Regions from separate parts of the Homo sapiens genome. Here region 1 is linked to region 2. The links are chromatin loops, found by intact Hi-C in ENCODE. Cell type or tissue: heart right ventricle. All regions are shown on one strand. Each heading gives the region's core, and the rest is flanking DNA. Links, peaks and the distances in the headings are about the cores only.

What was found. Peaks named below come from ENCODE experiments on the same cell type or tissue, not always from the same donor. Only the 100,000 strongest peaks of a DNase experiment are listed, where the experiment ranks them.
Region 1: a loop joins it to region 2, with 14 times the contacts of the local background. A loop is called at or near these places in 38 of 110 quality-filtered maps.

What each region holds. Positions count from the first base shown.
Region 1 is chr4:8,994,327-9,009,235 of GRCh38, forward strand. No RefSeq gene overlaps it. Among named protein-coding and RNA genes, the nearest start is that of HMX1, 130 kb to the left of the region's middle. RefSeq lists a silencer at 6,457-6,751. In heart right ventricle, for the core only: CTCF peaks have their summits at 6,349 (motif pointing right) and 6,550; a DNase peak (open chromatin) is centred at 6,385; H3K4me3 peaks cover 590 bases; H3K27me3 peaks cover 4,126 bases.
Region 2 is chr4:9,117,518-9,132,426 of GRCh38, forward strand. The region is part of intron 2 of LOC105369250 (a long non-coding RNA gene); the gene reads right to left. It also overlaps the pseudogene ENPP7P10. Among named protein-coding and RNA genes, the nearest start is that of FAM90A26, 45 kb to the right of the region's middle. In heart right ventricle, for the core only: CTCF peaks have their summits at 6,222 (motif pointing left) and 6,426; a DNase peak (open chromatin) is centred at 6,234; H3K27ac peaks cover 2,373 bases; H3K27me3 peaks cover 1,860 bases.

The DNA.
Region 1 (14,909 bases), core at 2,775-10,774, 120 kb before region 2:
GAATTGGATTTTTACACTTGATATGACACCTCCTTGAGTCAAATCAGATTCGTGTTTGATAGACTCTTGCCGAAAAATTGCTCCAGGGTCTGTGCAGTAGCTAACGCCTTTTTGTTGTTGTTGTTGTTTTAAAAGCAGCATTAAATGTTTTCATGAAGACCTTCCCAGCAGTGATGTTATTGGGAATATGGTCTTTAGCTCTGGTCCTGAATAACTCACACTGAGGAAACCTCTAACAAGTGTCTTATTGGAAGTTGTCTGATGGATTGTTGGTTTTAATAACAAATCTCTTCCCTTTTTCTGTCCCCTGTGTTCTATTCTCCTTTCTCTACACATTATTCTGGGAGGATTCACCTATTCCCAAAATCCTTTCCTCTTTATTTCCATTCCAGAGCTCTCTGTATAACTCCAGGCTGATGAATCCAACTGCCCAGTTGTTATCTCCACTTGGCTGTCTGTCTTGCATTGACCTCATCTTACCTTTCCTCTCCTGATTTCCTCTTCTGCCTGGGCTCACCACGTCAGATTCACACCACCATCCACCCAGCTTCCAAAACACCTGGGCCTCATCCTTCATTCCTCCCTCTTTCTCAGTTAAGTTAGTCTACTGTCTCCTCTCCATCCTCACTGCCACAGCCTTGGTCCAGCCAACCATCTTGTCTCACTTGGTGTATTGCAACCTCCCACCTGGTCTACTCACCTCCCACTCTCCTCCAGCCAGACTGCTCTTTTTATAGCACAAAGTGGATCATTACTCCCCTGCCTAAAAACATCTACTGTCTCCTTTTGTCTACAGGATAAACATGACAAAGAGCCTTTAAGATTTGGCTCTAACTTACCTCTACATTAGTCACTTTTTACAATTATATGAACATCTCTCAGCTCCTCACCCTCTCACGTCTCGATTTTTGCACATGCTCTTCCCTCTGCTGGGAATGATCTTCCACAGCTCTCCTATCGACCTGGCTAATTCCTACCATTTTCTAGTCTTCAACTGAGGAGTCCTGTGGTGGAGAAGGATTTCTGACCACCTGATAGAGATTGCATGCCCACCCATCACCTGGCTTTTTTTTTTGACGGAGTCTCGCTCTGGCCATCCAGCCTGGAGTGCAGTGGCGCGATCTTGGCTCACTGCAATCTCCGCCTCCCGGGTTCAAGCAATTCTCCCACCTCAGCCTTCTGAGTATCTGGAATTACAGGTGCCCGCCACCACTTCTGGCTAATTTTTTTGTATTTTTAGTAAAGACAGGATTTCACCATGTTGGCCAGGCTGTTTTCGAACTCCTGGCCTCAAGTGATACACCCACCTTGGCCTCCCAAAATGCTGGGATTACAGGCATGAACAACTGCACCTGGCCGACTGGGTGCCCCCTCTTTGTGCTCCCCTTGCCCCAGGCATACTGTCACCATAACTCCTACCATTGTGAGTTGAAAATGATTTTTTTTTTTGCTTTTTATTTCTCTCATTAAATGCAAAGCTCATTGAAAAGAGGATGGTGGTTGTTCACTGTTGTACTCCTAACTTTTGACTCAGTGTCCTGAGGTCGGCTCTAGAGCTGTGCACACATGTTCAGACATTGGAGCACATCTTGTCTAGCGCCTCTTTTGAGGTGGCTTGGAGAAAATTCAGTAGGTACTTCCCCTAGGATGAAACAGAAGCTTCACCTAAATCAGGAGTTCTTCAACTTCAGCCTGCATTAGAATCCTCTGAGAGCTTGTTAAAAATACAGTCTCCTAGAGACCACTCTTCAAGAGTCAGTGAGTTGCTTCATCATCAAAATATATACAGAATCCAGCAGGTCTTCAGCGCCAGCCTGGTCTGAGCCACTGTGGACTGCCACTTGCAGAATCTCACTGCTGGTCTCCTTGCTTCTGCTCTTACCTTCTTATCATCCATTCAAGTAGCCAGAGTGATCCTTTTTAAAAATTTTTTAAAATTTTTTTGAGATGAAGTCTCACTCTATTGCCCAGGCTGGAGTGCAGTGGTGCTATCTCGGTTCACTGCAGCCTCTACCTCCTGGGCTCAAGCCATCCTCCCACCTCAGCCTCCTGGGTAGCTGGGACCACAGGGATGCACCACCACACCTGGCTGATTTTTGTATTTTTTGTAAAGACAGGGCCTTTCTATGTTGCCCAGGCTAGTCTTGAACTTCTGTGTGCGCCCACCTCAGCCTCCTGCATTTTTAGGAGGCCCCTCTTGTAGGGATTTTGATGCAGAGGCCTGGGCGCCTCATGGCTCCTCCCATCTCTCTCTGTCTTTCTGTCTCTGTCTCTGTCTCTGTCTATCTCTCTCTCCCTTTCTCTTTGCCTTATAGCTTCCCTGGGGACTAGACTCTGCCTTAGGCATCCCTCTGACTCCTCTTTCCTTTTACACTGAGGCTGCTTTAAGTCGCACCTTGATCTGAAGCCTTGGGCTTCTGTTCCTATTGCTTGCTTTTGTTGGAAGGGCCGTGCAGCTTCTTGACAAATTGCAAAGGTGCCCACGAGTTTCCAAGTTCACAACAACCAAACCAGATGACAAACAAGGATGCAGCCCACGGCTGGGGAGACAGATTTCATGTCCACACAGAGATTCCAAGATGCTGAACTGAAATCCACCCCGAAACCTGTTTTCTCTCTCATTTAAGTTCAATGTCACCTGGGGCCTTGCAGGGCAGGGCTGGTGACCATTCACAGGGCAAAGATGCTTTGAAATGTCAACTGAGAATGGTGTGGTGGTTGACAGATGGCACATCAGGGCATAGATTAACATGGAAAGAGAAACTCACCCCTTGGGGGTAGTGTGTGAGGCTGGCAGCCACACAGAGGGCTTTTCCTGCGAGCTCTCGCATAGATGCAAACAGCCAGGAGGTTTTGCTTTCTGAGCCTGAGTGGAACAATGTTCCTCCCTGCACATTGCCGCTCTGCAGCAAATGTTTATTCCTGTTGCATTGATTAAAAGTGCTTACCAGGCCGGGCGCGGTGGCTCACGCCTGTAATCCCAGCACTTTGGGAGGCCGAGGCGGGCGGAACACCAGGTCAGGAAATTGAGGCCATCCTGGCTAACACGATGAAACCCCGTCTCTACTAAAAATACAAAAAATTAGCCTGGCATGGTGGCGGGCGCCTGTAGTCCCAGCTACTTGGGAGGCTGAGGCAGGAGAACGGCATGAACCTGGGAGGCGGAGCTTGCAGTGAGCCGAGATTGCACCACTGCACTCCAGCCTGGATGACAGAGCAAGCCTCCGTCTCAAAAAAAAAAAAAAAAAAATAAATAAATAAAGAAAGTGCTTACTGAAAGGGTTTGAGGGGAGTGGTGACAGTGTGAGTTATGGCTCTGCCGGCTGCCAGTGGAGCCAGCCACTCTGCATAGCTGTGCAAGGGTGTTTTGAAAAGTGGCTCAGCCAGCCAGGAGTGACCGGGTGTAAGTGTTGCTGCCACAACATCTTGTAGCCTGATTGGGGCCGTATTTGCAGAACCCCTAAACCACTACATTTGTTCAGGCTTAAAAATAAGCTTGCTTTTTTGTTTGTTTGTTTGTTTGTTTTGGTTTGTTTTATGAGACGGAGTCTTGTTCTGTCGCCGGGTTAGAATACAGTGGCATGATCTCTGTCCACTGCAACGTCTGCCTCCTGGGTTCAAGTGATTCTCCTGCCTCAGGCTCCCGAGTAGCTGAGACTACAGGCATGTGCCATCATGGACAGCTAATTTTTGAATTTTTATCAGATATGGGGCTTCACCGTGTTGGCCAGGATGGTCCGATCTCTTGACCTTGTGATCTGCCCACCTCGGCCTCCCAAAGTCCTGGGATTACAGGTGTGAGCCACCGTGCCTGGCCAAACATAAACTTACTTTCTTACCTCTTCTGCTGAACTCTATTTGCTTCTTTTCCCAAACGTCTTTATCCAAAAGAGCTTTTAGCAACAAAGTTACCCAATGCCCTTCCCTAGTCTCTCCTTGCAACTGGCTCTCAGCAGGTGGTAGGAGGAAATCCTTAACAGAACCAATTTACGTGACTGTTTGGAGGACTCTCGCTAGCCGCAGGAGGTGTTTGCATTTTTAAATTGGTTAGTAGGGTCAGAATGTTTCATGAGTAAGAGCACAGCCTCTACGTTGGATGCCCTGAATTTGAATCTCAACATGGCCACTTTGTATATAACCAGAGGATGGAATTGGGGACCCAATGGATCTACCATGACATGAACTTGCACCAACATTCACCTGACCTCCAAAATGCCTATTCTGACTGGTAGACCCTAGTCTCTCCCTAGTGCCAGTTCAGAGCCTGTGTCCAGTGATCCTGCATAGGTCTCATTAGTTTCTATTCCCCTGTTCAGTCATCCTAGTAAAAGGCTGTGTACTCCTTCAGGGGCAGGCTGGGAGAAAAATTGACAGTATAAATTTTTGGCAGTGGAGCAGAGTCCTTTTTGGAGGGGACCTGGCTTCCCATTCAGACAAAGGACTCCCGGTCTGTGAACTGGCTTATGTCTGGGAATTGACTGGAGACTGTGACTCTGTTTTTATGATTCAGATTAGACTTCTACTCACCTGACCTAGAACCCTTCTGCAAACACAGATCAAGTAAAAATGTGGCAGGCTTCTTACCTATTTCACTTCTAGGAATGCCACGATCAGCTGGCAGCATAGGTCTCTGCAAGTCAGGCAATTCTGGTTGCAGCTTTGACTCTGTTGTCTTTTATGGTAACTGCGTCCACCTTGCCTTTGGGGATTTAGTGCTGCGATCACTTGGCCCCAGCCCCTGTACTGTGCCTATGTCACTTACCCTCTTTATACCTCAGTCTCCTCCTCTGTAAAAATGGGCATCTAATAGCACCAAACCCCAGGGCTGCTGTGAGGTATACATGGATTAGCATATGGAAAGTAATAGAAGAGGGTCTCAAAGCCCATGTGTCATTAGCAGAATTATTTCATGACAGGGGAGAGCTGGAGGAGAGAGGAAGGTGCTGAGCAGACCCATGTGCTCTCCCACCTGTGTTTCCTGAGCGCCTATGTGCTGCCCACTGTGAGAGCTGTTAGGGTTGAAATAGGGAGCACAGCAGGGTAGGGGCCGCCATCAGGAGCTTAGTGGGGAGACCATTGTGCAACATGGTTCCAGCGCTTGGGGTGGGGAAGCTCAGGGAGTAGAGGGGCCTAGGATCCCGGGCAGAATCATGGAAAGGACATAGCCTCCCCAGCCTCTCCTGCCTCCACTGCCTCCCTGGCCTCCTCTGCTTCCCTGGCCTCTCCTGCCTTCCTGGCTTCCCCTTCCTCCCCAGCCTCCCCAGTCTCCCCTGTCTCTCCTGCTTTTGAGGTAGGCCAGGAGCTGCTGGTGCTCACTTAGCCTGTCCTGGACTCTTGGTGTAGCACCTCGATGTCCAGAAAATACCCCCGGGTTCAGCTTATCACACAGCCAAGGAAGGAGCTCCACACTGACACTAAGGGTGCATCCTGGGCTCATTCATCAGGGCATGCCTCCAAAATATTTCTCCACGTCTCCTCTCTTTGCCCACCTGCATTATCTCTGTGCCTGAGCCCTGGCTGGGGGCCTGCAAGGATCCCCTATCTCCTCTGTCCCTGCACGGCTGGGTCCCAGGCAATCTGTCTGCCCACCACACCTCTCTCCCCTCGCCCTCCATGCTCCAGCCCCACAGTCCTCTTTCTGCTTCTTTCCTAGCCTCTGGGCTTTTGCACACGCTGTTCCCTCTGCCCGAACATGCTCCACTGGGCTGAGAACAACTCTCTGAGACCTCTCTCAGCTGTTGCTTCCTTTGGAACAGCCGCTGCTGCTGTCCCTCTCCCAGCTCCAAGACCTGCTGAGCCTCCTGTCTTTCTCAGTTCCCATGACCCCAGCACTTCTCCTTGGCCTCCTTTTGCCCAATTGACAATGTCCGTTCTCAATGCCTTGTCACCCAGCGCTGAGCCCCACTGTGTGAAGGCCATGCCTGTCATGTTCACGACAATATCCCCTCTCCCATCACCACGCCTGGTCCACAGAGATGCTCAAAAAAGATCTGTTGGTAGGCAATGCGAAGGTGCATTCATGTCATCCTGCAGGCGGAATTCTCCACGAGTTTTGAGCAGCCTCGGTTTTCCCACCACCTCCAAATCATGCAAGACACAGGGTAAGAGCAAAGACAAGGTGGCTGTGGCTGATGTCCACCCTCTCGGGGCGTCCCTTCTCTTCTCTCTTCCTTGGGCAGGGAGACCATCGGGGTGCAACCTGGCTGGGGCGGGGAGGAGGTGCAGAGCCTGGCCGGAACTGGTCTGGCCAAGGGCAGGGGACAGCGACCGCCTAGGCCGGGGCAGGTGAGCGAGGCGCAGGCCCCGGCCCGGCGTGTCCGCGGTGCGCGCGAGCGGCCAGCAGAGGGCGCCAGAGAGCCAGGAGCGGCCTGCGGAGGAGCCCGCGCCGGCACCGATTCCCAGCTCCGCGCCACGCGGACCCACCGAGCTCGCGCTCAGACGCCCCAGCTCCGCCGAGAGGCCGCTCGCGCCGGGTCCTTCCTCTTCCCCAAGTGCAGGCCGAGCCTCCGCAGCCACGGCCAGCCCTTCGGGCAGCTCCAAAGCCACTGGCAAGCCCCGAGGCAGGGATGGCCGGCCCAGGAGGGAGGAGGACGACGTCCCTCCCTAGGAGAAGAACTGCGGCTGTTGCTGGAGGGGGGAAGCGCACAGCCCGACGACTGCGAGGACGGGGAGGACGCGCTGAGGTCAGGCAGGGAGGAGACCGGCACCCAGACAGGTGGCGACGGCAGAGGAGTAAGTGACGCGGGCGCAGGGGTCCGGGGGTGCCGGGGACGCGGGGGTGCCGGGGACGCGGGGTAGGGTGGGCGGGAGGCTCCGTGGCCGGCCCTGGGTTGAAGTTGGTAACTGAGCGGCAACTCCGGCGGGCGCGGAGTGACAGCTCGTGACGGCCTCCGAGACGCCAGCTGCCCCTTCTCGGCTGTGTGCCTTCGACTTCCTGATTCTCCCACGACGTCCCTGGCCTGGAGACCCGCTGGACTCTGCGGCTAGCCAAAAGGGGAAGGGGAGCCCCGCGTCCTGGGGGCCCCCAGCAGGGGAAGGGGCGGGGGTTGCCCCGGGCATCCTGTCTGGGGCATCTGTCTGGGACTCTGCCGGTGCCTTTCACCTGGCGAGGGGCTTGTGGCGGGGGCAGGGGGGAAGTCGCTGGCGCCAGGCTTGGCCAAGCCCTGCTCTGCTGGGCTGCGGGCTGGCGGCGCTCACCCAGCTCCTCACCTGCCCCGCATCTTCCTGTTTTTCTTCCCTTTCTGGTTGGGCAGCGAGAGTTGAGAGGAGGCAGATGGCTTACATCCCAGAAATCGCTCTCCTCTTTCCATCCCTACAGAGAGGGACAGAGAGACAAAGTTCCTTGCTTCCCCCGGGGCGCTGTCCCTGTGAGCTCCCGGTGTCCTGCACACGTGGAACCCTGAGTCACCGGGCCTGTGTGTGTGCGATGGGGCTCCGTGGCCAGCCTGGCCTCCTGGGGTTCACTTTCTGCTTTCCTACCCCAACTCTTCCTGTGTGGCTTTGCTGGCCTTCCACTGAGGAGGCACGTGGGTTTGGAGGGCAGATGAGGCCCGCTGGAGAGCTGTACCCCTCAGTGAGGGCTGCCACCTTGATGGTTTTTGATGGATAATGGGGTTGACCGCTTTGTTCCTTCCACATATTTTTATGTTTGACCATTTGCTCAGCAGAGCGTGTCTTAATCATTTGATTCGTGGTGAATGAGCCCCACATGGGAGAGAGGGCGGCCTTCATTCTGAACCCATTTAGGCAGCACGGGCAGCCCTCTTCGCCGTGGGCTGCATCAGAGCCCCCCTGCCCAGTCTTGGGGTTGCTCCCGGATGCTGTCTGGGAGGCTTGCTTATGGTGACATCCTCATCTCCCCGTGCACTTTACTACATTCAGAGCTTGGGTCACCTGGACACTGAACTCAGGTGAATTTTCTCTGAGATCCCGGGAGAAGGAGGACAGTTCTCTGGAAGGTTTTCCAGGGCGGATCACGGAAAGGATGGGAAGGGAGAGGTCCTGGTCGCGGACACAATTACGGTGGCAGTGTAACGCCGGGAAACTTTATTGCGTGAAGTCCCTCTTACTCCCTCTACATCCCTCTTTTACATGGACTCTGACAAAGACCAGGATACCAGAATGCAGTGGAGTGACCAAGTGTAGTGGGACCTTGGGAACAAGAGTCTGGAGCCAGGGGGCTGGAGTTTGCATCCTGGTTCTGCCCCTCCTTAGCTGGCTGACATGGCACAAGCCACTTACCCTCTCTGAACCTTACTGTCTTCAGTGGCAAATGGATCCATCAACAGGCCCCATTGCCTGGGGTTGTTACTGCTGAGATTAAGGGAAGCTCGTCCGTAGAAGCACTTAGCGTTGTGCCTGGCACATAGTGTATGGTGGATAAATGGGACTTAGGACTGAAACTCATGCCTTGGTGTGTTTTTGCAGTGATGTTTTGTTCTGGGGTGCATCACAAGAGACAAGGTTCTTGGCCGGGCGTGGTGGCTCAAGCCAATAATCCCAGCACTTTGAGTGGCCGAAGAGGGAGGATCGCTTGAGCCCAGGAGTTTAAGACCAGCCTGGGCAACATGGTGAAGCCTCATATCTACCAAAAAAAAAAAAAAAAAAAAGCCAAGTATGGTGGTGTGTGCCTGTAGTCCCAAGTACTTGGGAGGCTGAGGTGGGAGGATTGCTAGAGCCTGGAAGGTCCGGCTGCAGTGAGCTGTGATCATGCCACTGCACTCCAGCCCAGGTGACAAAGTGAGACCCTGTTTCAAGGAAAAGAGAGACAGACAGACAGACAGACCCACAAGTGTCTTAAACCAGAATCTCCATGTTAAAATGATTTCCGAAGGCTAAAAGGATGACATATTGATAATGAAATATTTAAAAGGCAGAAACCCCACTGAATTTCTTGGTCCACAGAGGGAAATGGGAATCACATGACCTGAAGGATGATGTAGGAACTGAACAGAAACCATCCTTGTTTCCTGAATCTGAACATGGCACCCTCTTTTCACGGTGTCTGTATCTGCTCAGTCCAGCGGCCCCTCGAAAAGAGGGAATCTTGATTTTCAAACTTAAAATTTGGCCCAAAGCCCACTGCTGCCCACAATGCCCGCCAGACACGTTCCTCTTACCTTTTAGTTTCTATGGGAATGCTCTCTTTGAAGAACCCATGAAGCAGTGTCAGGCTGGTGTGAGGATCAGCAGCAATTTCTTTGAGGAGGAGAGCCCGTTTCATCGCTCACAGGCCATGTCTGAGTGGATCAAGAAGAACAGAGTGCCCTTTTATGAGATTTTGTCTGCGTAGACCATTAGCTTGGTAAAAATGTCAAAACCATCCTCGTTCTTTAATAGCAGATTATTTTGGACTTTTCTCTGCAAGAAGCAGCATGGGCATTCAGATGCTTTTAAGGATAAAATGTTCTTTCTCATCATCAGGCCTGGTGCTCTGGATGGCTGAGGTTTTAATGTGACTGGATGTCCCTTGGAGTGGCTCCTAGGCTGTGCTTCTGTGGTTGGGTGGCAAGGGGTTGCTTTATTCGGTGGTGGCTAGAGGATGTTTTAGCAGGTAAATCGGGCCCCCAGGAGCCCCTGAGTGCCAAGTCCTGCTGCAGGGCATGTGTTTATGGTGGGGAGGTGGGGGGGTGGAGGGTGGAGGGTGGGGGGCATTGATTTCCTGCCAATATCAGAAGTTTCAGAGGCTTCTTGTGTATCCACAAACACCCACCCCATTGAGAAGGCCTAGAAAACCTGGCCCTCCCCAAGCCTTTACTGACCACTTGTGAATGATCCCAGGGTGTGTCTGACCCACAGCTCCTCCTGGAGGGAGAGAAAAGTCTCTCCTAGGTATTTGGTTATCAACCTCAACCACTTGCTGAGCCTTCCTCAAGACCAGGGACCTCGGCAGAGATTTCTGGGTTGTCAGGCAGAACCGAGCATTCGAGGGTAATAACTCTTTGGAGTCCCTGAAATCCCTGATGGATGCACCAGGTAAAAGCACCCAGGGTTGAAATCAGATGAGGAAGGTTATTGTCAGCCTGGGGCTCCTGTAGAGGTGCATCCGCGTTGCAGGGATTTTCCTTCTTGCTGAGGAGAAACCTGGGTTTCTCAGCTTTGCCACAGTCACAACATTTGGGGTGAGACCATTCGTGGTGCTGGTGGTGGGGCCATCCCGTGTATTGTGGGATGGTTAGCAGCATCTCTGGTCTCCATCCTCTAGGTGCCATTGTACCCTCCCAGCTATGGCTACCCCAGGTGTCTCCAGACGGTTTCAAATGCCATGGAGCAAGGGAGTGGTACGTGAGCAAAACCACCCCAGTTGAGAGCCATTGGTCTACACTTGTGGAAATGTTTGAGGGTGAGAGTGTCGAGCTTGGGTCCCTGCTGTACCCTTTATGAGCAACGCGGTCTTGGAAAATTAACACTACTCCAGGGGCCTCAGTTTTCTCATCTATAAAATGGAGATAAATGAGATACACTTTCATAGGAAGGTTATATGGGATTTACTGAGATAATAAGACAGTACATGGAAAATGCTGGGCATAGAATTTATTTATTTTATTTTTTTTTAAGACGGAGTCTTACTCTGTTGCCCAGGCTGGAGTGCAGTGGCATGATCTCTGCTCACTGCAACCCCCACCTCCTGGGCTGAAGTGATTCTCCTGCCTCAGCCTCCCGAGTAAGTGGGATTACAGGTACCCACCACCACACCAGGCTAATTTTTGTATTTTTAGTAGAGATGGGGTTTCACCACATTGGCCAGGCTGGTCTCAATCTCCTGACCTAAGGTGATCTGCCTGCCTCGGCCTCCCAAGGTGCTGAGATCACAGGTGTGAGCCACCACGCTGGGCTGGGCATAGCATTGTAACACAGACAAAGCACAAAATACTTGGGCAATATCTTTTTACGTTTGGCTTGTCTAGACTCCATCCTCCATCCCTTCATGCGCTGGTACAGTGCAGACCAGAATATCACCCACCTAGACTGCAGAGTGGATTTGGGTGGCATCTTGGCTTTCTGCACAAGATTTGCCTGTTCCCCACCACATCCCCCTGGTTCTCAGGGTCCAGGATTCCAGGAGGCAGGGATGTGGGCAGGCAGGGCAGGTGGCCCACCCAGTTCACTCCCACTCTGGGGACCTGCAGAGCCGGCTCTCCAAGACAGGGTGTTTTGACCAGCATCTGGGTTTCTGGATTTCCATTTGAGCACAGCTGGACTACACAGGCTGAAGCTCTCTCTGCTGAGATATAGATATTTCCCTGGCGATGATCTTTCAAGCTGACATGAAGACATGGCCACCCGCTGGAACGTGGTGTGTCTGCCGTGGTGCTCTTGTAATTTGTGAGGCAGGTTCCTGAGGAATGCAGTGCGTAAGTGGGAAATGGTGGGAAGTCCTCTCGTCCCTCGCTGGCCGAAAGTGCTGCCTGCGCAGGTTGGTGGACGGTCCTTTGAGCAGGAAGAAGACACGGAGCACATTCCTGTTAGCTATGACAGAGAGGGGCAGGGTACACACTGGACATTTCAAGCCCCTCCAGAGAAGCAAGTCTTACTGTGCTGGGAGTACTTGTGGAGTGGGGGCTGTGTCACCCTGGGCTTTAATTATTTCAGGAACATTTAACCGCAGGGCTGGCAGGCTGGATCTTGATATGTGTTTCTCAGTTGGAAAGACTTTGGACCATAGGGAAATGTCTTCTCAATTCTTTTAGTTTCATTAAGTTGGTCATTTTTCTTCTTGTGGCCTCTGGAATGTGACACAGAACTCAACGGACAGGAAGGAGATGAGTTGGAGGCTGGGACAGGGGTCCCTGCCAGGGATGCTGGTGACTCACATGACTGTGTTGATGTGTGGGGTCCGGTGCCTGGTTTGGGGAATGTTTGTGGGATATGTTCCAAAGCACTGATGGACGTATCAGGTACTGGAGGTGAATGGTCAAGTCTGATCTCAGGGCTGGCAGTGTCAGGCAAGGACAGGAAGTTGACATTGGACTCATTGGCTGAGGTTGCTTGGGACCCAGGGGGCAATGTGTCCCAGGACAGATGGGTCTGGGGCTAGGAAGTCAGGTTTGGGCTGGAGACTTGGGCTTGGGAGGCATCCCAGGTAGACAGTAGTTGAGGCTGTGGAAATGACTGCGATTGCCTGGGATGAGAGTGGAGACAGACAAGATGGGGGTTTTGCTCTAAGCCTGGGGAACCCACCTCCCAGATTCAAGGGATTCTCCTGCCTCAGCCTCCCAAGTAGCTGGGAATGCAGGTGCGTGTCACCATACCTGACTAACTTTTGTACTTTTAGTAGAGATGAGGTTTGGCCAGGCTGGTCTCAAACTCCTGACCTCAAGTGACCGGCCCACCTTGGCCTCCAAAGTGTGGGATTAGAGGCGTGAGCCACCATACCATGCCTGACCATTTTTAAATATTAATTTTTATGAAATATTTTCAAACATTTTTACTGTACATTGGAAAAGTCAATCATGATTTGAAACCTTTATCAAAATCCAATCAAATGTCAATTAACCATTTAATTGTGGATGAGTAAGGAGACTATTTTGACCAAAACATGTTAGAACAATTACCACTTATAGAAATAATCTATGTTTTAATGTTTTAGTTGAATTAAAGAATATTTTATATTCTGTGCAGGCGCAGTGGCTCACACCTGTAATCCCAGCACTTTGGGAGGCCGAGGCTGGTGGATCACCTAAGGTCAGGAGTTCGAGACCAGCCTGGCCAACATGGCGAAACTGTCTCTACCAAAAATACAGAAATCAGCCAGGTGTGATTGCACACACCTGTAATCCCAGCTACTTGGGAGGCTGAGGCAGGAGAATCGTTTGAACGTGGGAGACAGAGGTTGCAGTCAGCCGAGATCGCACCACTGCACTTCAGCCAGCCTGGGTGACAGAGCGACACTCTGTTTCAAAAATAAATAAATAAATAAAATAGAATTCTGAATTTTATTTTTAATAATTATTTTTGTAAAGAGAATGTCTTGTTTTTTGGAGTTGTTGAATTTATTGAATTGACAAAAATTACGTACAAGAGGGTATACAACATGATGTGATTGAATTATGTATACATTATGAAATGGCTAATCAAGCTAAATAACATATCACCTCCCAGACTTATTTTTTTGTGGTGAGAACAGTTAAAAATCTACTCTCTTAGTGATTTCCAAGTGTATGATATGTTGTTATTAACTATAGGTACCATGTTGTCCCATGGATATCCTGAACTTATTCTTCTTCTCTAAAAATGACATTCTGTGTCCTTTGGCATCTGCCCACTTCCCCACCCTGGCAACCATCATTCTACTCTGCTTCTGTGAATTCAACTTTTTTCTTTTCTTTTTCTTTCTTTTTTTTTTGAGACAATCTCATTCTATTGCCCAGGCTGTAGTGCAGGGTTGTGATCTTGGCTCACTGCAGCCTTGACCTCCCAAGCTCAATCAATCCTCCCAACTCAGCCCCCAGAGTTTCTGGGAGTACAGGCATGCACCACCACGCTCCACTAATTTTTGTATTTTTTTGTAGAAATGGGGTCTTGCTATGTTACGCAGGCTGGTCTCGAACTCCTGGGCTCAAGCAATCTGCCAGCCTCAGCCTCCCAAAATGCTGGGATTACAGGCATGAGCCACCATGCCTGGCCGAGTTTAACTTTTTTAGATTCCACATATAAGTGAGATCATGTGGTATTTGTTGTTCTGTGCTTGGCTTATTTCACTTAACATAATATCCTCCAGGCTCATCCATGTTGTCTCAAATGGCAGCATTTCGTTCTTTTTGAAGGCTGAATAGTATTCCATCGTGTACATACAGCACATTGTTGCTGGAAGTGTAATGGAGGCCAGTTGGGGGAGGAGGGAGAAAAGATTCACTCTAAGTCTAGATGCTCCAGCACCCACCCAGGGTGTGTGCAAGGAAGTGCAGGTTGCTCCTGGTCTTGCAAACTGTGGTTTGTGAGACTCCAAAGCCCCTATCCTTCCACGATGCTCTCTGTCCTGTTATCACATTTCCTTGGAGGAGAACCCAGCCTTGGTGGAGAGCCCTGCTCTGGCTTTGTCCCTCGGCATGAGATGGCAAAGGATGGTGCTGCTGGGAGACCCTCACGTCTGCTCACTGGGGGCTGCTTGCCTTCTCCATTCCTCCTTCAAGTATCTGAGCAGCTCCTGTGTGCCAGCTGCTGGTCTACGAGATGGATGGGTCCTTGGAGATCACGCTGTAGCAGAGGAGGCAGGCTGTAGCCCACAGGCCAGAACCAGCCCCCTGCCTGTTCATACAAATAAAGTTTTATTGGAACATAGCCACACCCATTTCAGTGCATATTGTCTTGTGGCTGCTTTCCTGCTACAGTGGAGAGTTGAATAGTTGGGACAGAGACCTATGGCCTGCAATGCTGAACTATTTACCATCTGGCCCTCAAGAAAAAGGAAAAAAACATGCTGATCCTTGTACCCTGACAGTCTTAGGTTAAGAAGACTTTGTACCACCCTGACGTCCCAGGCGGCCATGAGTCCAGCCACCCTTAAAATGTACACAGGTCTGGGCTAGCGTGCTTTCTGATTTTTGTATGGGGAAGAGAAAGGAGGGAGGAAATGGCAACTTGTTGCCCTGTTCTAACATTTTCCTAAGATGGGTCTCCAGGCAAGGGCTTGGGATCTCACCTTGCACAGCTTACAAAACCCAGTGAGGCCAGCTGTCTTGGCGCTGCCACTCTGAGGGATGGAGCCCCCAAATGACTAGGAAGAGAGATAAAAGAATAGTTTCTGTGAGTACAAGAACTGGCGTTATTGAAACTAACATTTCCCCCAAGTTTTACAATGTCTAGGCATACATATTTAAGTGTCTGCCTCAAAAGCTCATCCTAATAACCAGATGGTGCATTTAATTTCCTTTTTTTGTTCTCTGAGCAACATGCAGCTTCCTGCACAG
Region 2 (14,909 bases), core at 2,624-10,623:
ATGGGAAGAGAAGAAGAGACAGAGACACACAGAGGAGAAGGCCACATGAGAATGAAGGAAGAGAATGGAATGATGTGGCCACAAGCCAAGGATTGCCAGCAACCACCAGAAGCCAGAAGAGGCAAGGAAGGATTCATCCCTAGAGCCTTCAGAGGGAGCGCGGCCCTGCCCGTTTCAGACATCAAGCTTCTGGAACTGGAGAGAATGACTTTCTGTTGTCTTGAGCCACCCATTTGGGGAACTTTGTTAGAACAGTCACAGCCAGGTCATGTGCTCCTGAATGCATCTCAGGCATTAATAAGCACTGTCTTGGCCAGTCAGGGTGGCTCACCCTTGTAATCCCAGCACTTTGGGAGGCAGAGGTGGGTAGATCACCTGAGGTCAGGAGTTCGAGACCAGCCTGACCAACATGGAGAAACCCCATCTCTACTAAAAATACAAAAATTAGCTGGGTGTGGTGTTGTGCACCTGTAATCCCAGCTACTTGGGAGGCTGAGGCAAGAGAATCAGTTGAACCCTGGAGGCAGAGGTTGCAGTGAGCCAAGATTGTGCCAATGTACTCCAGCCTGGGCAACAAGAGCAAAACTCCGTCTCAAAAAAAATAATAAGTGCTGTCTTGACTGTGGTCATCAAAAATATTTGATGAAGGGTTAGCTAGAAAGCCTGACCCTTTCACAGATGGATGGAAGGGCCAAAAGAAAATAGATTGTTTGCAGTGGGGCAAGAAGGATAAGAATCCTATGGAAAAAAAAGAGGGAATTGTTTAGTGAGCGCTGGGGAGAGGCATTTGTTTTCTTGCTTAAAAAAGAAACACAGGTTGGGTGCGGTGGCTCAAGCCTTAATCCCAGCATTCTCGGAGGCCAAGGTGGGTGGATCACCTAAGGTCAGGGGTTCGAGACCAGCCTGGCCAACACCATGAAACCCCATCTCTACTAAAAAGACAAAAACAAAAGAAAGAAAGAAATTAGCCAGGCATGGTGGCGAGCGCCTGTAATCCCAGCTACTCGTGTGGCTGAGGCAGAGAATCACTTGAACCTGGGAGGCAGAGGTTGCAGTAAGCCAAGATGGCATCGTTGCATTCCAGCCTAGGCAACAAGAGTGAAACTCTGTCTCAAACGAAAGAAAGAAAGAAAGAAAGAAAGAAAGAAAGAAAGAAAGAAAGAAAGAAAGAAAAACATAGTTTTAAGTCCACTCAGTGGAGTTTAAAAATACATTCTCGTTGCACAGTGCTTTTGGAATCTTTTCTAAACTTCTGTTGCACATGATCTAATTTGATCTTCATAGCAACTCCCTGAGGTGGATAGGGGAGGCCTTTCTGAACACCTATTTTCTAGTTTGCATTAAAAGAACGGAATTGGCTGGGACCAGTGGCTCATGCCTATAATCCCAACACTTTGTGATACAGAAGGGAAGTGCTCAGAAGGGAAGAATGTGGTCCCTTTAAATGATATGGAAGTGAGGAAGGAAAGTACTGGGTAGAGGAGGGTGTGGTCCCTGGCTAGGGCTCCACCCCAGGGCCTGTGCCCACGGACCTAGGTGAGGACAGGCATTTTTGTTTTCCTGCCCAAATGTTGCATTTCCCAAGACCACCCTGGCTGCCACACCCCCATTCTGTGCCTATAAAAACCCTGAGACCCTAGCAGGCAGACACACAGGCAGCTGGACTTCGAGAGGAGCACATCAGCGGAGGAACACAAGGGTGCTGGATGTCAAAAGGAACGCACCAATGGGCACCGACACACCACAGGCCACTGACTGCAGAACAACGTAGAGTTTGGCTGGGACATTCGGAGAAGAGTCAGGCCACTCACCCGACTCCAGGGGTAAACCATCTCCCTTCTGGCTCCCCCATCTGCTGAAAGATACTTCCACTCAATAAAACCTTGCGCTCTCACGCCTGTAATTCCAGCACTTTGGGAGGCCGAGGCGGGCAGATCACGAGGTCAGGAGATCCAGACCATTCTGGCTAACACAGTGAAACCCCATCTCTACTAAAAATACAAAAAAATTAGGCAGGCTTGGTGGTGGGTGCCTGTAGTCCCAGCTACTTGGGAGGCTGAGGTAGGAGAATGGGGTCAACCGAGGAGGCGGAGCTTGCAGTGAGCTGAGATAGCACCACGTCCGGTACACCAAGGCAAGAACCCCGGGACAAAGAGATCCTTCTGTCCTTGCAATAAGACGGGGGTCTAATTGAGCCGACTAACACAAGCTACCTACAGACGGCTAAACTAAAAGAGCACCCTGTAACACACGCCCACTGGGGCTTCAACTATAAACATTCACCCCTGGACACTGCCATGGGGCTCCCTGCCTGTCTGCATGCTCCCCTAGAGGTTTGAGCAGTGGGGCACTGAATAAATGAACCACACCCGCATCGCATGCCCTTGGAGGGGGACAACGGAACATTTCCCATTTCATCTGAGAGGCCAAGGCAGGAGGATTGCTTGAGCCCATGAGTTTGAGACCAGCCTACACAACATAGCAAGACCCCATCTCTACAAAAAAAAGTAAACAACAAAAAAGGATTAAAAATTAGCCAGCTGTGGTGACACACACCTGTAGTCTCAGCTACTCAGGAGGCTGATGTGGAAGGACTGATTGAGCCCAGGAGATTGAGGCTGCAGTGAGCCAAGATTGAACCACTGCACTCCAGCCTGGGCGACAGAGTGACACCCTGTTTCGATAACAGCAAAAAGAATGGAACAAAATCACTTCTCAAATAGCTAGCAGAGGCAGATCTGGTTCTCAAATGCAGGTTTTCCAGGTTTCAATTCTTGTTTCTAGCAGTATTATGGAGAAACATGATCACTAATACATGAAGGAGAGGAGGTTTCAAGTTCTGATGAAAAGATGGTAAAGAGAGGAGTTAGTTGACTAGGAGTGACTAGGAATAGGAAGAAAACGCATGACACTACTTAGAGGAAAGAAGAAAAATAAACATAGAGGTGACTGAGCGGACAGAAAGGACTTGGAAGAAGCGTGTTTGGCCCTGTCTCTAAATTTTTTCCCTTGCTTTAGTAACTTCCCTGATGACTTGGATGAATCTTCTCTTCCAGGGTACCTAGTGTTCCCTTTCTGTCCACTTCTCCCTTCCCAGGGCCCATACAGTCTGGGAAAGCATGCTCTGCAGGCTTCTCATATCTTTCCTTCCTTAATCAGCCCCTGGCATCTCTACATAACCCATATGCACCTGGAGTTCCACATGTCCCAGTCTTTGCACTGCAGTGAATTCAAAGAATGGTAGACTCTAGCTGGGCGCACGGGCTCACACCTGTAATCCCAGCACTTTGGAAGGCTGAGGCAGGTGGATCACTTGAGCCCAGGAGTTCAAGACCAGGCCTGGCCAACATGGTGAAACCCCATCTCTACTAAAAATACAAAAATTAGCTGGGCTTGGTGGTACATGCCCAGTAGTCCTAGCTTTTGTGGAGGCTGAGGCAGAAGAATTGCTGGGACCCAGGAGGCAGAGGTTGCAGTGAGCTGAGGTTGTGCCACTGCACTCCAGCAGCCTGGGCAACAGAGCAAGGCCCAGTCTCAAAAAAACTCAAAGACAAAACTAAACCAAAAACAAACAAACAAACAAACAAACAAAAAACATAAAGCGCGCACACGCACAAAAACAAAGGTACACTCCAATAGGAAAAATTCACTCAAAAGCAATTCAAATAATTATTCAGTCAACCCAGTTCTATCTCAGTTCTTTATTATATATATAAACTTATTCTGTCCAGATTCCCTAGTTTTCTTTTTCTTATATTTTTTGTTTTCTTTTGAGACAGGACCTCACTCTGTCACCCAGGCAGGAGTATAGTGGCACAATCATGGCTCACTGTACCCTCAACCTCCTGAGCTGAAGTAGTTCTCCCACCTCAGCCTCCCAAGTAACTGGGACTACAGGTGCATGCCACCATGCTCAGCAACTTTTTCTATTTTTTGTAGAAATGGGGTCTCACTATGAGGGCCAGGCTGGTCTTGAACTTCTGGACTCAAGAAGTCCACCTGCCTCAACCTCCCAAAGTGCCAAGATTACAAGCATGAGTCACTGCATCTGGCTGATTCCTTAGTTTTCTTTTTCTCTTTGCGCATTGACTGGATTCCATAAGCAGAAGGAAAACCCAGGGGCTGACTTTGTAGGCAAGATTCTCCTCTTCAAAACGTAAATTGGCTCAAGTGGTACCAAAACTGAAACATGTTTATAACTTAACATCTTTTCTTCCTACCCTTTCAATCTCTTGAGCAATGAGAAAAGGCACTGGGCTCTTCATTTGTGTAGGGAAAAGAAAGAGAGATCAGACTGTCACTGTGTCTATGTAGAAAGGGAAGACATAAGAGACTCCATTTTGAAAAAGATCTGTACTTTAAACAATTGCTTTGCAGAGATGTTGTTCATTTGTAGCTTTGCCCCAGCCACTTTGCCCCAACCACTTTGACCCAACTTGGAGTTCCCAAACATGTGTTGTATAAAATCAAGGTTTAAGGGATCTAGGGCTGTGCACGACGTGCCTTGTTATCAAAATGTTTACAAGCAGTATACTTGTAAAAGTCATTGCCATTCTCTAGTCTCAATAAACCAGGGGCACAATACACTGTGGAAAGCCGCAGGGACCTCTGCCCTTGAAAGCAGGGTATTGTCCAAGGTTTCTCCCCATGTGATAATCTGAAATATGGCCTCGTGGGATGAGAAAGACCTGACTGTCCCCCAGCCCGATACCTGTAAAAGGTCTGTGCTGAGGTGAATTAGTACAAGAGGAAAGCCTCTTGCATTTGAGATGGAGGAAGACCACTGTCTCCTGCCTGCCCCTGGGAACTCAAAGTCTCGGTGTAAAACCCGATTGTGCATTTGTTCAAGTCTTAGATAGGAGAAAAGCTGCCCTGTGACAGGAGGCGAGACATGTTTGCAGCAATGCTGCCTTGTTATTCTTTACACCACTGAGATGTTTGGGTGGAGAGAAACATAAATCTGGCTTACGTACACGTCCAGGCATAGTACCTTCCCTTGAACTTATTTATGATATAGATTCTTTGGCTCACATGTTTTTTGTTGACCTCCTTATTATCACCCTGCTCTCCTATTACATTCCTTTTTGCTGAAATAATGAAAATCATAATCAATAAAAACTGAGGGAACTCAGAGCCCGGTGCCGGTGCATGTCCTTGGTGTGCTGAGTGCCGGTCCCCTGGACCCACTGTTGTTTCTCTATACTTTGTCTCTGTGTCTTATTTCTTTTCTCCGTCTCTCATCCCACCCGACTAGAAATACCCACAGGTGTGGAGGGGCAGGCCACCCCTTCATCTGGAGCCCAGCTTGGGGCCCTTCTGTAGGGTGAAGGTACTCTAAGAACGTGAGCATTGAGGACAGCCGACGAGAGATTCCCTAGTACGTCCACAGTCAGCCTTGTGGTTAGCTTGTGCGCTCAGAGGAATCCAGGGTAACAATGGGGCAAACTGAAAGTAAATATGCTTCTTATCTCAGCTTCATTAAAATTATCTTAAGAAGAGGGGGAGTTAAAGCTTCTACAGAAAATCTAGTTACGCTGTTTCAAACAATAGAACAATTCTGCCCATGGTTTCCAGAACAGGGAACTTAATATTTAAAAGATTGGGAAAAAATTGGCAAAGAACTAAAACAAGCAATTAGGGAAGGTAAAATCATCCCACTTACAGCATGGAATGATTGGGCCATTATTAAAGCAACTTTAGAACCATTTCAAATAGAAGAAGATAGCGTTTCAGTCTTTGATGCCTCTGAAAGCTGTGTAATAGATTGTGAAGAAGAGGCAGGAACAGAGTTTAAGAAAGGAATGGAAAGTACACATTGTAAAAATGCAGTAGAGCCTGTACTGGCTTGGTCAATGCAGAATGTTGACTATAATCAATTACAGGAGGTAATATATCCTGAATCATCAAAATTGGGAGAAGGAGGTCCAGAATTATTTGGGCCATCAGAGTTTAGACCACGATGGCCACCAACTCCTTCTCCCGCGGTTCAGATGCCTTTGATGTCACAATCTCAAATGCCAATCCAGGCACAGTATCCGCAATACCAGCCAGTAGAAAATAAAACCCAACCATCGGTAGTTTATCAACACAAGCCGTCAGCCGTATTTCAGTATCCGCCGTCTCCAGAGGTTCAGTATGGATCTCAGGCGGTGCGTCCTGTGCCAAATAGCAAGGCACTATATCAACAACCCAAGGCGATGGCGTTTGATCTTACAGTACCACCTAGTGGACAAGGTAGTGCACTGCATGAGACCATTGCTACAGCCAGAAAACAGGGAGATCTTGAGGCATGGCAATATCCGGGAATGTTACAAACAATGCCGGCCGGGAAAGGGAGTCAAGCAAGAGCGTCTGTCTGAACCAAGACTAGATATGAATCTATCACCATAAAAAAATTTAAAAGATATGAAGGAAGGAGTTAAACAATATGGACCTAACTCTCCTTATATGAGAACACTATTAGATTCCATTGCTCATGGAAATAGACTTATTTCTTATGATTGGGAAATTTTGGCTAAATCTTCCCTTTCACCCTCTCAGTATCTACAGTTTAAAACCTGGTGGAATGATGGGGTACAAGAACAGCTACGAAAAAATCAGGCTACTAATCCTGTTGCTTATATAGATGCAGACCAATTGCTAAGAACAGGTCCAAATTGGGGCACTACTAACCAACAATCAGTAATGAAAATCAGGCTATTGAACAACTAAGGGCTATTTGCCTCAGGGCCTGGGAAAAGATTCAGGACCCAGGAACCTCATGCCCTTCTTTTAGTTCAATCAGACAAGGCTCTAAAGAGCCATATCCAGACTTCGTGGCAAGGTTGCAAGATGCGGCTCAAAAATCCATTGCAGGTAATAACGCCCGAAAAGTTATTGTAGAAACAATGGCTTATCAAAACGCAAATCCAGAGTGTCAATCAGCCATAAAGCCATTAAGAGAAAAGGTTTCAGCAGGAGTTGATGTAATTACAGAATATGTGAAGGCTTGTGATGGGATTGGAGGAGCTATGCATAAGGCAATGCTATTGGCTCAAGCAATTACAGGGGTTGCTTTAGGAGGACAAGTTAAAACATTTGGGGGAAAATGTTATAATTGTGGTCAAATCGGTCATCTAAAAAAGAATTGCCCAGGCTTAAATAAACAGAGCAAAAAAAAAAAAAATAGAGCCACCTGGCCTGTGTCCAAGATGTGGAAAAGGAAAACACTGGGCTAAGGAATGTCGTTCTAAATTTGATAAAAATGGACAACCATTGTCGGGAAACGGGGAAGAGGGGTCAGCCCCAGGCCCCGCAACAAAGTGGGGCATTCCCGATTCAGCCATTTGTTCCTCAGGGTTTTCAGGGACAACAACCCCCACAGTAAATACCACCATTTCAGGAAATCAGCCAATTACAATACGACAATTATCCCCTGCCACAGCAGGCAGTGCTGCCGTAGATTTATGTTCTACTCAAATGATTTCTTTACTCCCTGGAGAGCCCCCTCAAAAGATTCCTACAGGGGTATATGGGCCGCTGCCAGAAGGGATGGTAGGCCTTATTTTAGGAAGATCTAGTCTAAATTTGAAAGGAGTTCAAATTCATACTGGGGTAATTGACTCAGATTATAAAGGGGAAATTCAGTTAGTGATCAGCTCTACTGTTCCCTGGAGTGCCAATCCAGGTGATAGAATTGCTCAATTACTGCTCTTGCCTTATATTAAAATTGGGGATAGCAAAACAGAAACAGGAGTGTTTGGAAGTACCAACACTGCTGGAAAAGCTGTTTATTGGGCTAGTCAGCTCTCAGAGAATAGACCTGTGTGTACAGTTACTATTCAGGGAAAACAGTTTGAAGGATTAGTGGATACTGGGGCTGATGTTTCCATCATTGCCTTAAATCAATGGCAAAAAAATCAGCCTAAACAAAAGCCTGTTACAGGATTTGTTGGTGTGGGCACTGCCTCAGAAGTGTATCAAAGTGCCAGGATTTTACATTGTCTAGGACCTGATAATCAAGAGACTACAGTTCAGCCTATGATTACTTCTATTCTAATTAATTTATGGGGTCGAGACTTATTAGAACAGTGGCATGCAGAGATTACTATTCCAGTCTCTCTATACAGCCCCACGAGTCAAAAAATCATGACTAAAATGGGATATCTCCCTGGCAAAGGACTAGGGAAAAATGGAGAAGGCATTAAAATTCCAATTGAGGCTAAGGGAAATCCAGAAAGAAAAGGACTAGGGTTTCCTTTTTAGGGGTGGTCACTGTAGAGCCTCCAAAACCCATTCCAGTAACTTGGAAAACAGAAATGCCTTTATGGGTAAGTCAGTGGTCACTGCCAAAACAAAAGCTGGAGGCCTTACACTTATTGGCAAAAGAACAATTAGAAAAGGGACATATTGAGCATTCATTTTCGCCTTGGAATTTTCCTGTGTTTGTAATTCAGAAAAAAATCAGGCAGATGGCGCATGTTAACTGATTTAAGAGCTGTTAATGCAGTAATTCAACCCATGGGGTCTCTCCAACCTGGGCTGCCCTGTCCAGCCATCATCCCCAAAGATTGGCCTTTAATTACAGTTGATCTGAAGTATTGCTTTTTTACCATTCCTCTGGCAAAACAGGATTTTGAAAAATTTGCTTTTACTATACCAGCCATAAATATTAAAGAACCAGCCACTAGATTTCTGTGGAAAGTGTTGCCCCAGGGAATGCTTAATAGTCCAACTATTTGTCAGACTTTTGTAGCTCAAGTTCTTCAACCAGTTAGAGACAAGTTTTCAGACTGTTATATCATTCATTATGTTGATGATATTTTGTGTGCTTCAGAAACAAGAGACAAATTAATTGACTGTTACACATTTCTGCAGACAGAGGTTGCAAACGCAGGCCTGACAATAGCATCTGATAAGATTCAGACCTCCACTCCTTTTCATTATTTGGGAATGCAGGTAGAGGAGAGAAAAATTAAACCACAAAAAGTAGAAATAAGAAAAGACACATTAAGAACATTAAATGACTTTCAAAAATTGCTAGGAGATATTAATTGGATTCGGCCAACTCTAGGCATCCGTACTTATCCCATGTCAACTTTGTTCTCTATCTTGAGAGGGGATCCAGACTTAAATAGTAAAAGAACATTAACTCCAGGGGCAACTAAAGAAATTGAATTAGTTGAAGAAAAAATTCAGTCAGCAAAAGTAAATAGAATAGATCACTTAGCCCCACTCCAACTTTTCATTTTTGCTACTGCACATTCTCCAACAGGCATTATTGTTCAAAATACAGATCTTGAGGAGTGGTCATTCCTTCCTCACAGTACAGTTAAGACTTTTACATTGTACTTAGATCAAATGGCTACATTAATTGGTCAGGCAAGACTATGAATAGTAAAATTGTGTGGAAATGACCCAGATAAAATCATTGTTTCTTTAAACAAGGAGCAGGTTAGACAAGCCTTTATCAATTCTGGTGCAGGGCAGATTGGTCTTGCTGATTTTGTGGGAATTATTGATAATCATTAACCAAAAGCAAAAATCTTCCAGTTTTTGAAATTGACTACTTGGATTTTACCTAAAATTACCAGACAAAAACCTCTAGAAAATGCTCTGACGGTGTTTACTGATGGTTCCAGCAATGGAAAAGTGGCTTACACTGGACCAAAAGAACAAGTTATTGAAACTCAATATCACTCAGCTCAAAGAGCAGAATTGGTTGCTGTCATTTCAGTGTTACAAGATTTTAATCAGTCTATTAACATTGTTTCAGATTCTGCATATGTAGTACAGGTTACAAAGGATGTTGAGACAGCCCTAATCAAATATAGTGTGGATGATCAGTTAAATCAGCTGTTTAAATTGTTACAACAAACTGTAAGAAAAAGAAATTTCCCATTTTATATGGCTCATATCCGAGCACATACTAATTTACCAGGGCCTTTAACTAAGGCAAATGAACAAGCTGACTTGCTAGTATCATCTGCCTTCATGGAAGCACAAGAACTTCAGGCCCTGACTCATGTAAATGCAACAGGATTAAAAAACAAATTTGATATCACATGGAAACAAGCAAAAAATGTTGTACAACATTATGCTCAGTGTCAAGTCTTACACCTGCCCGCTCAAGAGGCAGGAGTTAATCCTAGAGGTTTAAGTCCTGATGCATTATGGCAAATGAACGTCACACATGTACCTTCATTTGGAAAATTGTCACTTGTCCATGTGACAGTTGATACTTATTCACATTTCATATGCGCAACCTGCCAGACAGGAGAAAGTACTTCCCATGTTAAAAGACATTTATTATCTTGTTTTGCAGTCAGTGGATTTCCAGAAAAAATTAAAACAGATAATGGGCCAGGATACTGTAGTAAAGCATTTCAAAAATTCTTAAATCAGTGGAAAATTACACATACAACAGGAATCCCTAATTTCCAAGGACAGGCTATAATGGAAACAACTAATAGAACACTCGAAGCTCAATTGGTTAAACAAAAAAAGGAAAAAGTAAGGAATATAACACTCCCCAGATGCAACTTAATCTAGCACTCTATACTTTAAATTTTTTAAATATATATAGAAATCAGACCATTACTTCTGCAGAACAACATTTTACTGGTAAAAAGAACAGCCCACATGAGGGAAAACTGATTTGGTGGAAAGACAACAAAATAAAACATGGGAAATAGGTAAGGTGATAACATGGGGGGGAGGTTTTGCTTGTGTTTCACCAGGAGAAAATCAGCTTCCTGTTTGGCTACCCACTAGACATTTGAAGTTCTATAATGAACCCATCAGAGATGCAAGGGAAGGCGCCTCCGCAGAGACAGAGAACCCGCAATCGAACATCAACGACTCGCAGGGTGAACAAAATGGTGATATCAGAAGGACAGATGAAGTTGCCATCCACCAAGAAAGTGGGGCCGCCGACCTGGGCCCAGCTAAAGAAGCTGACACAGTTAGCTGAAAAAAGCCTGGAAAACACAAGGGTAACACAGACTCCAGAGAATATGCTTCTTGCAGCTTTAATGATTGTATCAACGGTGGTTAAGTCTCCCTATGTCTTCAGGAGCCGCTACAGCTAACTATACTTACTGGGCCTATGTGATTTTCCCACCCTTAATTCGGGCAGTCACTTGGATAGATAATCCTATTAAAGTATATGTTAATAACAGTGAATGGGTACCAGGCCCCACAGATGACCGTGGCCCTGCCCAACCTGAAGAAGAAGGAATGATGATAAACATTTCCATTGGGTATCATTATCCTCCTATTTGCCTGGGAAAAGCACCAGGATGCTTAATGCCTACAATCCAAAATTGGTTGATAGAAGTACCTACTGTCAGTGCCACCAGTAAATTTACTTATCATATGATAAGTGGAATGTCACTCGGGTCACAAATGAATCATTTACAGAATTCTTCCTATCAAAGATCATTAAAATTTAGGCCTAAAGGAAACCATGCCCCAAGGAAATTCCAAAAGAATCAAAAGACCCAGAAGTCTTAGTTTGGGAAGAATGTGTGGCTGATACTGCAGTGGTACTACAAAACAATAAATTTGGAACTATTATAGACTAGGCCCCTCGAGGCCAATTATATTATGACTCTATGGGCCAGACCCACTCATGTTCACAGGCTCCATCTGCCTGGCCCACTAATCCGGCCTATGATAGTGATTTAACTAAAAGGCTAGACTAGGTTTATAGAAGGTGAGAATCACCCTATCCATGGAAATGGGGTGAAAAGAGGATTTCATCACCCCGACCAAAGTTAGTTAGTCCTGTTGTTGGTCCTGAACACCCAGAATTATGGAAGCTCACTGTGGCCTCGTACCACATTAGAATTTTGTCTGGAAATCAAGTTATGGGAACAAGAAACCATAAGCCATATTATACTATTAACCTAAATTACAATCTGAAAATTCCTTTGCAAAGTTGTGTAAAACCCCCTTATATGCTAGTTGTAGGAAACATAGCTATTAAACCAGATTCCCAAACTACAAGCAGTGAAAATTGTAGATTGTTTACTTGCATTGATTCAACTTTTGATTGGTAGAATGGTATTCTGTTAGTAAGGGCAAGAGAAGGCGTGTGGATCCCTTTGTCCATGGATCGACCATGGGACGCTTCTCCATCCGTACATATCTTAAGTATTAAAAGGAGTTCTAACTAGATCTAAAAGATCCATTTTTACTTTGATTGCAGTGATTGTGGGTCTTATTGCAGTCACAGCTACTGCTGCGGCTGCTGGAATTTCTTTACACTCCTCTGTTCAAACTGCAGAATATGTGAATAATTGGCAAAAGAATTCCTCAAAATTGTGGAATTCTCAGACTCAAATAGATCAAAAATTGGCAAATCAAATTAATGATCTTAGACAAACTGTTATTTGGATGGGAGATAGGCTCATGAGCTTAGAATATCTTTTTCAGTTACAGTGTGACTGGAATACGTCAGATTTTTGTATTAAACCTTGAGCCTATAATGAACCTGAACATCACTGGGACATGGTTAGACGCCATCTACAAGGAAGAGAAGATAATCTTACCTTAGATATTTCTAAATTGAAAGAACAAATTTTTGAAACCTCAAAAGCCCAGTTAAATCTGGTGTCAGAAACGGAGGCAATGGTAAAAGCTGTTGATAGCCTCACAAATCTTAACCCTGTCACTTGGGTTAAAACCATTGGAAATTCCACTATTGCAAATTTTGTATTAATTTTTGTATGTCTGTCCTCTCTATTGTTAGTCTACAGGTGTATCCAGCAGCTCCGGAGAGACAGCGACCAGTGAGAAGGGGCCATGATGACGATGGCGGTTTTGTTAAAAAGAAAAGGGGGAAATGTAGGGAAAAGAGAGAGATCAGACTGTCACTGTGTCTATGTAGAAAGGGAAGACATAAGAGACTCCACTTTGAAAAAGACCTGTACTCTAACAATTGCTTTGCTGAGATGTTGTTCATTTGTAGCTTTGCCCCAGCCACTTTGCCCCAGTCACTTTGACCCAACTTGGAGTTCACAAAAACATGTGTTGTCTAAAATCAAGGTTTAAGGGATCTAGGGCTGTGCAGGACGTGCCTTGTTAACCAAATGTTTACAAGCAGTAAAGTTGGTAAAAGTCATTGCCATTCTCTAGTCACAATAAACCAGGGGCACAATGCACAGTGGAGAGCCGCAGGGAGCCCTGCCCTTGAAAGCAGGGTTTTGTCCAAGGTTTCTCCCCATGTGATAGTCTGAAATATGGCCTCATGGAATGAGAAAGACCTGACTGTCCCCCAGCCTGACACCCGTAAAGGGTCTGTGCTGAGGCGGATTAGTAAAAGAGGAAAGCCTCTTGCAGTTGAGATGGAGGAAGGCCACTGTCTCCTGCTTGCCCCTGGGAATTGAATGTCTCGGTGTAAACCCGATTGTACATTTGTTCAAGTCTGAGCTAGGATAAAAGCTGCCCTGTGGCGGGAGGCGAGACATGTTGCAGTAATGCTGCCATGTTATTCTTTACTCCACTGAGATGTTTGGGTGGAGAGAAACATAAATGTCGACTACATGCAAGTCCAGTCATATACCTTCCCTTGAACTTAATTATGATATAGATTATTTTGCTCACATGTTTTTTGTTGACATTCTGCTTATTATCACCCTGCTCTCCTATTACATTCCTTTTTGCTGAAATAATGAAAATCATAATCAATAAAAACTGAGGGAACTCAGAGGCCAGTGCTCGTGCAGGTCCTGGTGTGCTGAGTGCCAGTCCCCTGGACCCACTGTTGTTTCCCTGTACTTTGTCTCTGTGTCTTATTTCTTTTCTCTGTCTCTCATCCCACCCGACTAGAAATACCCACAGGTGTGGAGGGGCAGGCCACCCCTTCAATTTGGTGACACATAGCCTGTGGCCTCAAAGAACACTGACACGCCGGTAACATCCATTCGAAGAGCTTCTCCGTACCTCCCCTCCTTTATCCCCAAGGTCTCTGGGTCAGAGATCACTGAGTCATTCACAACATGATGTTTAACACCGAGACGCTCTGGAATTGCTCCTTCAAGATGACTCAGAAGAAGACCCAGTGCTGAGACAATCGTGTTCTCTCTCTTTCTGGATCACCGCCCAGAGACAAGGACTGCCAGAGACCCTGGCTTCCACAGCTGCTGCCTCCCATTCCTGCGCCTGTGGGATGAGAGTTTGAAGCTGTGTGACCTTGAACAAGTTACTTACCCTCTCTAAGCATGTTTCCCTAAATGTGAAATAGGGATGATGGTGATGTGTTTATTTCACAGATTTGATAGAAGGATGAAATGAGAGATGCATCAAAAGCAGTGGGCACAGGGTCAATGCTCAGTGAGCTTTCTGTTTTCTTATCAATAGACAGGTCTCCATGAGGACAGAGACTGGCTTCATCTCGACTGTAGCCTCAGGGCTGGCCACAGTGTCTGCACCCAGCAGGACTTCAGTAAATATCTGTTTATACACTAACCACAGACTTAGGCATAAAAGCCCTTTGGAAGAAAGTTGACCATTTCATGCACCTTCAGACTATGAAGAGCAATGATGACAACTTTAGCTCGAGAGGGTCTCAGTGCCTATTCATCACCACTGTGAAAAGGCAGAAACCAGAGCTGTATGTTTAACTCCCAGCCCCAAAACCTGTTGGCTTTGCTTTATCACTATGAACTCCCAATGCCATCCCTTTAGAATGGGACCTCTCTCTTCTTCCCCAAGGCACCAGCCTTCACCCCAGACCTCTCCTTATTAGCTGGTGCCTCCTCTCTGTACTCTGAGCCCATGCTGTGCTCGTCAGATAGCAACATGGGAGAATACAGCAGCCCAGAATGCAGGCTGCAGAGTTAGGTCCCCAGAACAGGATCTCAGCCGGATCCATCCTTCCTCAGCTGGGCGACCGTGGCCATTGACTTCCTCTCTGTGCCTCAGTT